2 separate regions of the Homo sapiens genome follow, and region 1 is linked to region 2. The links are chromatin loops, found by intact Hi-C in ENCODE. Cell type or tissue: tibial artery. All regions are shown on one strand.

Region 1 (5,000 bases), 61 kb before region 2:
CCCCAACAGCTCCAGAACCATCACTTGCCAACAAACTACTTGATATAGTTTGGATGGGCATCCCCTCTAAATCTCATGTTGAAATGTGATCCCCAATGTTGGAGGTGGGGCCTAGCGGGAGGTATTGGATCACTGGAATGGATCCCTCATGAATGGTTTAGTGCCATCCCCTTGGTGATGAGTGAGTTCTCACTCAGTTCACATGAGATCTGGTTGTTTAAAAGAGTCTGGGACCTTCTCTTTCCCTGTCGCTCATGTGCCATGTGGTATGCCTGTTTCCTCCTTCACCTTCCACCATGACTGTAAACTTCCTGAGGCCCTCACCAGAAGCCAAGCAGATGTTGGTGCCATGCTTACACAGCCTATAGAACCATAAGCCAAAATAAACCTCATTTATTAATTACCCAGTCTCAGATATTCCTTTATAGCAATGCAAAACAGTGTAATACACTACTTACAGTTCCCAACATATCTGTTCCATGTTGTTTATTCAACACCTTTGCCTGAAATCAGCTCCACACCTCTCTTTGGTAATTATTACTTAAGAGTCAATTCAGCCCCTGTTTCCTCCAAGAAACCTTTCCTAAAAATCTAGATTGAATTTATGGATCACCCTTTCTCTGAAGAGCACTCAATTAACATATCAATCATAGCCCAACCTGTTATGTTAAAATCATCTGTTACTGAACCTTCTTCCCCAATTACATCAAAAGCTGGGCAGGCTGGGTAGAATAAGATGTTTTAAATAGGTTTGACAGTATATTTTTAGTTGCATAAGATATGTTAATTATTTTTAAAAATCAGAAGGTACACCAAAACAAAAGAAAAATTACTGGCAAACTCCCATCCTCCCTGATTGAGATCACATCTTAATTCATGTCATACTCTTAACACCCTGCAGCATTATCGAACATAGAGTAGGTATTCAATGTGGTTTTTTTCCTTTTTTGCTAAAGTAGAATCTAAACTATTGAGTAATAAAGTTTTATTTAATTATCCAAGATAATCCTTACACTTTTCAAATTTAAATGTCATAAACAATTTCACCTTCTCTCCCACCCACATGCATCGAGTATCAGTTTAAATGGCTTCACAAGAAGTATACTTTAACAACTTATGTTTTGACAGTTATAAAAATACATTAATAAAACTAAGGAATATACTTTATCATGTAATTAAATGCTATATACTAATAAATTACATCAAGCCACTAAGTTATCTAATTTAGACACCTTACTGCCTGATGTATTTTCCCCTTTCAGTGATTAGAAATTTGGACTTCCTCATCAAAACCGAGGAGCATTAGGAAGTCCAGTTTAACTTCCCTCTCTTGTCATTCTTTTGTCAGAAATCTTGGGCAGTGTCAAAGAACATTAGCTTAAACAAGCAGAACTTAATGCATCTTCCCCAACACATCTGGCAAGTATTGGAATAATGTGTGCAAAATGCCTCAAATTTCTTTTTCCATTATGGTCAAAGGCAGTCAGATTAACTGAGTAAATAATATTCATAATGATTAAATACAGATGTATCCTGTTATAAATTTTTTAAAATTCAAGTCTTAGGCCGGATACCGTTGGCTCCCACCTGTAATCCTAGCAATTTGGGAGGCCAAGGCTGGAGGATCACCTGAGTTCAGGAGTTTGAGAACAACCTGTCCAACATGGTGAAACCCCATTTCTACTAAAAATACAAAAATTAGCCGGGTGCAGTGGCACACACCTATGATCCCAGCTTCTCAGGAGGCTGAGGCAGGAGAATCGCTTGAACCCAGGAGGTGGAAGTTGCAGTGAGCTGAGATCATGCCACTGCACTCCACTCTGGCCAACAGAGCAAGACTCTGTCTCAAAAAAAAAGAAAATTCAAGTCTTAAAAACATGCTCAAAACAAACGTAAGCAGCACAATAACAAACCACAAACCATAAGAAGAAAGGACTTAGGGGCTGTCTGAATTCTATTTCCCACTGCCTATGTGAAGATTTTCTCAATTTTTACAGGAGTATTTCTGTTCTTCCAGAAACCAAAAGTCTTCCAAATTGCCCATCTTCACATGCAAAAGTTTATAAACATTACCCCAGAAGCAAAACATTGCTTCTGAGTTGCAATATATTATGTAAGAAAAAATAATTGATTAACATAATATAAACATAAAAGTTAGCCAATCCTATATCTCCCTCCTATATCTCCCAAGTTTATTATATAAACGAACAGTACTGTTATTAGATAATATTATCTAATGTCTCTGCAAACCTCATTCTCCCAGAAGAGTGGCATTAGAAATTCTGTATCAACAAAAGCTTTTTCTGTCTGTCTGCTCAATAGAGAATGACATCACAGGAAATCAAGATCCAGACAGGTCAATAGGTTACTGGTCAGTAAATTAGCTGGTCCAGGCGAAGCTGGGGCCATTTTGGTACAGCAAATTTCTGTACTCCTCAGGGGCTATTATTGGTTTTCTTACTCACATATTCCCTGGAGACTAAGTAGCACTGCTTTTTGCCTACAAGCCTAAATTGTCAGGTACTGACATTAAGAACAGGGAAGCTGGAAAGAGGTACTGATCTTTAAGTCACATTCCTGTTAAATACAATAATAATATCCTCTCACAAAGTGAAGGATCTTTTTAAATCATCCCCTTCTTCATTTCATATGTTGCTATTCCTACACAGGTATATGATTTAAAAAGCTGTCTAGTTACTGACATACATATGCATGAGAAATACAAGCCTTAACAAATGAATCCTTTAGCATCATAAATGCTTACCCAGTAATGTCTACAATTAGACCATATTCTTCTTCAGCCATTTTCTCAAAATGTAAAGCCAGTTGTACTAGGTACGTAAGTACCACACCCAGCCAGTCTAGTTATAATGAGTTTTCCTATGATAGAAGGCATTTCCTCAAACTTCAGCTTTATTTTATCTGCATGTGGGTTGCATTTAAGAAAGGAAATTTATTTCTCACATTCAATCATATATACTGCAAGTAAGCATCTGAAGAATACAAGGCTTCCATAATCCAAACAAAAATAATTTTGTATTTAAATCTGATTCATACAGCCAGAGATCAGTTACTCAGAATGGATCAGAAACACTGGGCCTGTGCTAAAACATACACAATTTAAATAAAAGCCAGAAAAAAAGAAAAAAAAAGCAAATCTCTTCAAGCAGCCAATAGTTTCCATACTGTACTATCACAAATAGACCAGCTAGGCCGGGCACGGCACAGTGGCTCACACCTGTAATCCCGGCACTGTAGGACACCGAGGCAGGCAGAACGCTTGAGCCCAGGTGTTTAAGACCAACCTGGGAAACATGGTGAAACCCTGTCTCTACAAAAAAAATACAAAAATTAGCCAAGCATGGTGGCTACACCAACAGCACCTATAGGTGCCAACAAGCACCTATAGTCCCAGCTGCTCGGGAGGCTGAAATGGGAGATTGGTTGCACCCGGGAGGTCAAGGCTGTAGTGCGCTGTGATCGTACCACTGCACTCCAGGCCAGGCTACAGAGCAAGACCCTGTCTTAATTTTTTAAAAATAACAAATAGACTAGCTAGCTGTGTATGCCCTTAAATTCATCCTAACGGTAAATATAAACCCTTGTATCCTGAAGTAGATGTCATCCAAGGTCATGTTTTCATAATCCAGGTAATCTAAAGTAGTAGTTCTCAAGCTGTGGTGCCAAGATCAAGAGCAGCATCTGAAACTTGTTAGAAGAAATACAAATTCTCAAGCCCCATGCTAAATCTTCTCAATCAGGCACTTGAGGTTGTGGCCCAGCAAATCTGTGTTTTAATAAACCCTCCAGATAACTCTAATGAACCATTAAAATTTAAGGGCCATGGATCTAAAGAGAATCTTGGCCTGGGAAGGGAGCTACAGATGTGAACTACCTGGGCTCATTAGCTTTTTTTTTCCCCAGAAAATCTTAGAGGAATGGTATTCTCATTGGCATTAATAATGGCAGTCCTAGATAACTGGATGTTCTAATATTGCAAGTATATAGCCCCTTTTAATTTACAGTAAATTCTCATATATTAATTCTAAATTATGAACTCTAGATATTAAAATTAATAAGTATTCTATTAAAGTCCACTTATGCTCTTAGTTCTATGTTTAGGACCTAATGGTCACTACAACTGAAGTCCAGTAAAAGGTTTATAATAGCAGTAATAGCAGACAGAGCGCAAAAGTGTGCTACGTGCAAGAGAGAGAATGGCGGGGAGAAAAGAGAGTCAATGGGAAAAAATCAAGATCAAAAACCAAAATTGTAGGAGGATATTCTCATCCTTACATGTAACTCTGACTCATTTATACAGTCAACAAAAATGACTCATTATGGGTGCTTATGTTCCTTTCTCCCCAATGTCAAGCATCATAATTTTATAATTAAAAGCTTATATGGTGGCAGGCTGTAGAGATACATAAGTTAAAAGAGCAGATTACACTATAATCCTAAAAAACTATAGACAATATTTAGACTGGATTTTTTGCATTTTTAGCTTTCTGACTTTCAAAATTCAAGAGAAAAATAATAGGAAAGTATGTATCCAGCCAAACTACACTCCACAATAGAACAGCAATGCATACCCACAGTTATGTACCACTATTATACAGCTCTGAAATTGGCAACAACTGACTCATTCTGGAAAGACAGATGGAAATTACATTTTTCTAGGAAGATACAAAGTCTTTCTAAAACTTTTTCTATATTTGATTTTCCTTGCTCCTTGCTTCAGAACCCCAAAGCTTACTAAGGGAGCTTATCTTAAAAGCTATAAACAGGCCTGGTGCAGTGGCTCACGCCTATAATCCCAGCACTTTGGGAGGCTAAGGTGGGCAGATCATGAGGTCAGGAGTTTGAGACCAGCCTGGCCAACATGGTGAAACCCCGTCTCTACTACAAATACAAAAATTACCCGGGGAGGGTGGTGCAGGCCTGTAATCCTAGCTACTCTGCAGGCTGAGGCAGGAGAACCGCTTGAGCTTGGGAGGCAG
Region 2 (5,000 bases):
GGCAGGATAGTGAATCAAGGAGAAGGTTCCCCTTTGAAGTATAGTTTCTACAGAGTTTATTAAGTCTTTAAAGAACTTGTGACCTGTAGAGTTTTGTCCGGGTATTATTTAAGCTTGTAAAGCAAAGCATCCTATATTCAGGTGAGAACACGTGGTTAACTTATTTCTCTCTTTGAACCAACAATGAGATTTCTAGTCTTAGCAATTCTACCCACAAAATTCCCTTAACCAATGAAGTCTCCCTTATTAGTAACTGGGAAAGAAATAATTTCTCCTATTTCATAGTAAGGCCCATATTCCAAAGAATATCAAGTATGTGTTTACTATAGTATTACTACTATAATGACTCCTTTTTTTTTAAGACAGAGTCTTGCTTTGTCACCCATGCTGGAGGTACAGTGGCATGATCTCAGCTAACTGCAACCTCTGCCTCCAGGGTTCAAGCGATTCTCCTGCCTCAGCTTCCAGGGTATCTGGGACTACAGGCAGGTACCACCACACCTGGCTAATTTTTGTATTTTTTTTCTTTTTTTAGTAGAGACAGGGTTTCACCATGTTGTCCAGGCTGGTCTCGAACTCCTAACCCCAGGTGATCCGCCCGCCTTGGCCTCCCAAAGTGCTGGGATTACAGGCATGAGCCACTGCGCCCGGCCTATATTAACTCTTGAAGAAAGCTGGCAAATTCTAATGCTCTTATAAAAATTCTAGGGTAATCAACTTCCGTAAAGGTTCATACATAGGCTAGGAGTGGTGGCTAATGCCTGTAATCCTAGCACTTTGGGAGGCAGAGGTGAGAGGATCTCCTGAGCCCAGCCTGGACAACACAGTGAGACCAGGACTCGACAAAAATTTTAAAAATTAGCCAAGCATGGCAGTGCACATCTGTGGTTCCAGCTACTCAGGAGGCTGAAGTGTGAGGAATGCTTAAACATAGGAGGTCAAGGCTACAGTGAGCCATGTTTGTGCCACTGCACTTCAGCCTGGGAGACAGATGTTGTGTAGGGTGGGGATTGAGAGCACATTTTAACACCTTTAAGGAGACTGCTTTAGCAATCAAACTTACGGAAATCAGACTGACTTCATTTCAGTCATTTTGGTATACAATTAGTTATCTCAGTGTTCAAAATATGTGTAGAAAAAAAATTCGAAAATCAAAAATACAAACAAAAAATTTTAAATGGCCAGGCACATGGCTCATGCCTATAATCCCAGCACTTTGGTAGGCCAAGGCAGGCAGATTGCTTGAGCCCAGGAGTGCAAGACCTGCCTAGACAACATAACAAAACCCCATCTCTACAAAAGAAACAAGTATAAAAATTAGTCAGCTGTGGTGGCATGCACCTGTAATCCCAGCTACTCAGGAGGCTGAGGTGGGAGGATCAAATTGAGCCCTGGAGGTCAAGGCTGCAGTTAGCTGTGATCACACCACTGCACTCCACCCTGAACAACAGAGTGAGGAAGACCTGGTCTCAAAAAAAAAAAAAAATTAAACAACCAAATAAAATCCAGACCTGACACCTCAGCTGGTTTTGAAAGTTCATATCCCCCCACCATAAAAAAAATTTTAAATCTTAAAAGTATTTATGTGGGTCCATCACATCTAGTTTGAAGTTATGCCAAATGGCAATGGCCCAGAAACTAAAATAAAGTTATACTAAGGTGTGTCTCAGAAGGAAAACATAAAAACTCTTACTCTGGCAGGAAGTTACCAAATTGGCATATCTAAATTAGTAAGCTTTGTTTAAAACACACACGCTTTTTTTTTAAAGGCACACAAATATAAGGCATACATGCCAAAAACGACTGGCAAAATACTTATTTATTGGTTATTATTGCAGTAGCAAATAATATTTCCATTTCCCCAGAAATGTATGCTTGTATCACTCAAGTTATTTTACACAAAAGATAAGATGAAGAAGGAAGGATTCCCACAAATGATTCCTTTGAGGCTAAGAGCAAACTTATAATGCTGAAACTACACAATAAACAACTGTTACCATGAGAAGCAAGAAAACAGGTAGACATCAGCTTATTGAGTGCCTACTAAATACCTGCTACTTTATATACACAGATTGTCATTTAATCCTAACAAATCCGTGACGTAGACAGTATTCGCTCCATTATACAAATGAAGAAATTGAAGCTCTTTAGGACTAAATAATCAACTGTGCGACCTAACACAAGAAAATAGCAAAGCAGTATTACCAGGCTCCAATCCCAGACTCTTTCCGCTATACTTGGTGATAGTTAGAAAACAATATATCAAATTCTCAGCAATGAGGGTTCTGTAAGGGTGGTCAACGATTCCTATACCATTGTTCTAAAAATGACATTTCTCCTTCTGGCAAGATTCTTCTTCCTTCATCTGGCACATCATAGGAAACACAAAAAACTATGATCCCAGACTATTCATGTTTCAGCTGATATCCCTAACAGGTCCTCCTCCTATCCTCCTCAGAGATGATCCTGCTAGCCTGTGCTTGTTATTTTCTAAAGGAGGTTCATGTTGCACATGTATTCACTCAGCCAATATTTGAGTGTCTTCTCCCTTAAGCTACCACATTCTCCCTTCTTCCTCAATCCAACTTTTTCAAAGAATAATCTATACCCAGCAATATCCATCTCTTTCAGCTTCCAACTCACCACTGAAATGGCTTTACATAAGGTTATAAATGATCTTTGTGTAACTAAACCCAATGGACACTCTCCAGTCTTTATCTTGTTTGACCCTTCAGAACAAAGTAGATCGTTACCACTCTCTCCACTTGGCTTCCCAGAAACACTCTCCTAGCTTTTAAGGAATTGCTTCTCAGTCTTGGTGGTCTTAATTCCCTCCAACCAATCTGAAAAGTCAGTGTTTCTCAAAGCTCAGTATAAAGTCTTCTTCCTTTTCATTTTATAACTTCTTCCTGAAATTTCATCAATTCTCATGGCTTCAATTACCACGAATATGCCAACGATTCTCAAAAGTCTGACCATTCCTCTGAGCTCTAGAACCATTATCCAAACAAGAACTTGGTACTTCCACTTAAATATTTCAAAAACATCTTAAACTTACATGCCCCAAACCAAACGATCTCCTCCCCATCCCCCTTCCTATCAAACCAGGTTCTCATCTAGCACACTCCACCTCAGTAACTGGCAGGAACCAACATCTGTTCAATTATACAAGCCAGAAGCTTCAGAACTATTCTTGACATTTCTCTCTCTCCTACCCTACACCTTCAACATGTCACCAAGACAGGTATCCTTTACTTCCCAAATACCTCTGAAATGTATCTACTTTTCTCCATTTCTACCACCATCACCACCACCTCTTTAGTCTCACTGCCTGCCTCACTTGGACTGTTACAGCAGCTTCCTAACTGATCTCCCTAAATCCATTATTTCTTAGCTCTAATCTATCATTCTACCCTGCAGCCAAAGTAATCATTTTTAAAAGCTACCTCATCCTCCTTTTTTTTAGACCCCTTATTATAAACTATCATAGCACCCATACTTCTCCTTCACAATACTTATTGGTTCATTTTTCATATTTATTTGTATGATTACTTGTATCTCTATTACCTAAGACAGTGCTTGGCACACAGTATATGAGCAACAGACATTTGTGGAATAAACAAATGCCCACTATGTAACGGTGACTGGGCCACATGCCAAGGAGAACATACAGATTAAGACACAGTCCTTTTCAGATAAACTAAAGCTGTGAACTCAGGTGAGTTACCCAAGCAACAGGTGACAGAACTGAGATTCAAACTCAGACCTGTATGCTTCCAATGTCCATACTCAAACTTTATGTATCCCATGAACACAAAAGAATTCTGCAAAATATCTACATATTAGTAAAAATGAATGGAAATTTGTTTCGTGTCTTAATAAAATACAAAATCTGCAGTTGAAATTGCAAGGTAAGAATCATCCTAGCATTCTAAGCTCTTTTAAAAGGTACAACACTGTTTCCCTGTTATTTTGGGTAATTATAGCTTACATAAACATAATGGTAGCCCATTCAAATAGTATCCATTTACATTCTTTATTGCAGAAAGTATTAATATGTCTTTATCTCATATAATTCACTAAAGTCTCCTATAATTCACTATAAGTCAGATAATTCACTAAAATATGTCTATGGCTAGCCTCATAGCAACTATAACACTTCTGCTACAATTCTATTTGACAGTCCAAAATTTCAAACTCCTCTGCTTTTACTACAACTTTAATTTACAAAATATTCAACCAAATTATGCTATCTTTCAAATCAAATATTTCTTTTTTTACTTTTTTCAAGACCCTATCTCACTCTGTCGCCCAGGCTAGAGTATAGTGGTGCAATCACAGCTCATTGCAGCCTTGACCTTCCCAGGCTCAGGTGATCCACCTCAACCCCCAAGTTAGCTGGGGACTACAGGCCTGCACCACCAAGCCCAGTTAATTTTGTTTTGTTTTGTTTTTTTGGGTAGAAACAAGGTTTTGCCATGTTGCCCAGGCTGGTCTTGAACTCCTGGGCTCAAGCGACCTGCCCACCCCTGCCTCCCAAAGTGCTGGGAATACAGGTGTGAGCTACAACACCAGGCCCAATTTTCATCCTTAATCATGAAACATGTGAGGATATGAAATAAGAGCAACCACCACAAAGCTCTTCAAGTGAGTTGCTCCTTTTTCTAGCAAATCTAGAATACGGACCTAATTAATTGACCAACCTAAAGAGCAAATTCCCTACTTCAGGCAATGTAAATCACTATCAATGTGATTCTAGACTTAATCCAACTGAAAATAAAATCTCTACCACAATCTCTTTACGGGACAGCAAACTCTGGCCTTCCAAAGCATGTCCTCATGATTAATCCTCCTTCCTCTCAAAAAAGCCTCATTCTCTTCAGAAGTGCTCCTGAAAGGCAAAAACAGAGCTACCAGCAATATCTACTTTTTTCTTTTTTGTTGTTGAGACATTGTTTCACTCTAGCTGCCCAGGCTGGAGTGCAGTGGCGCAATCTCAG

What was found. Peaks named below come from ENCODE experiments on the same cell type or tissue, not always from the same donor. Only the 100,000 strongest peaks of a DNase experiment are listed, where the experiment ranks them.
Region 1: a loop joins it to region 2, with 2.4 times the contacts of the local background. A loop is called at or near these places in 5 of 110 quality-filtered maps.

Annotation. Positions count from the first base shown.
Region 1 is chr5:55,452,094-55,457,093 of GRCh38, forward strand. All of the region lies in intron 3 of PLPP1 (phospholipid phosphatase 1), which reads right to left. Among named protein-coding and RNA genes, the nearest start is that of MIR5687, 54 kb to the right of the region's middle. In tibial artery, no CTCF peak of the experiment used is centred here; no DNase peak of the experiment used is centred here; H3K27ac peaks cover 1,469 bases.
Region 2 is chr5:55,512,919-55,517,918 of GRCh38, forward strand. All of the region lies in intron 1 of PLPP1 (phospholipid phosphatase 1), which reads right to left. Among named protein-coding and RNA genes, the nearest start is that of MIR5687, 6.5 kb to the left of the region's middle. In tibial artery, no CTCF peak of the experiment used is centred here; no DNase peak of the experiment used is centred here.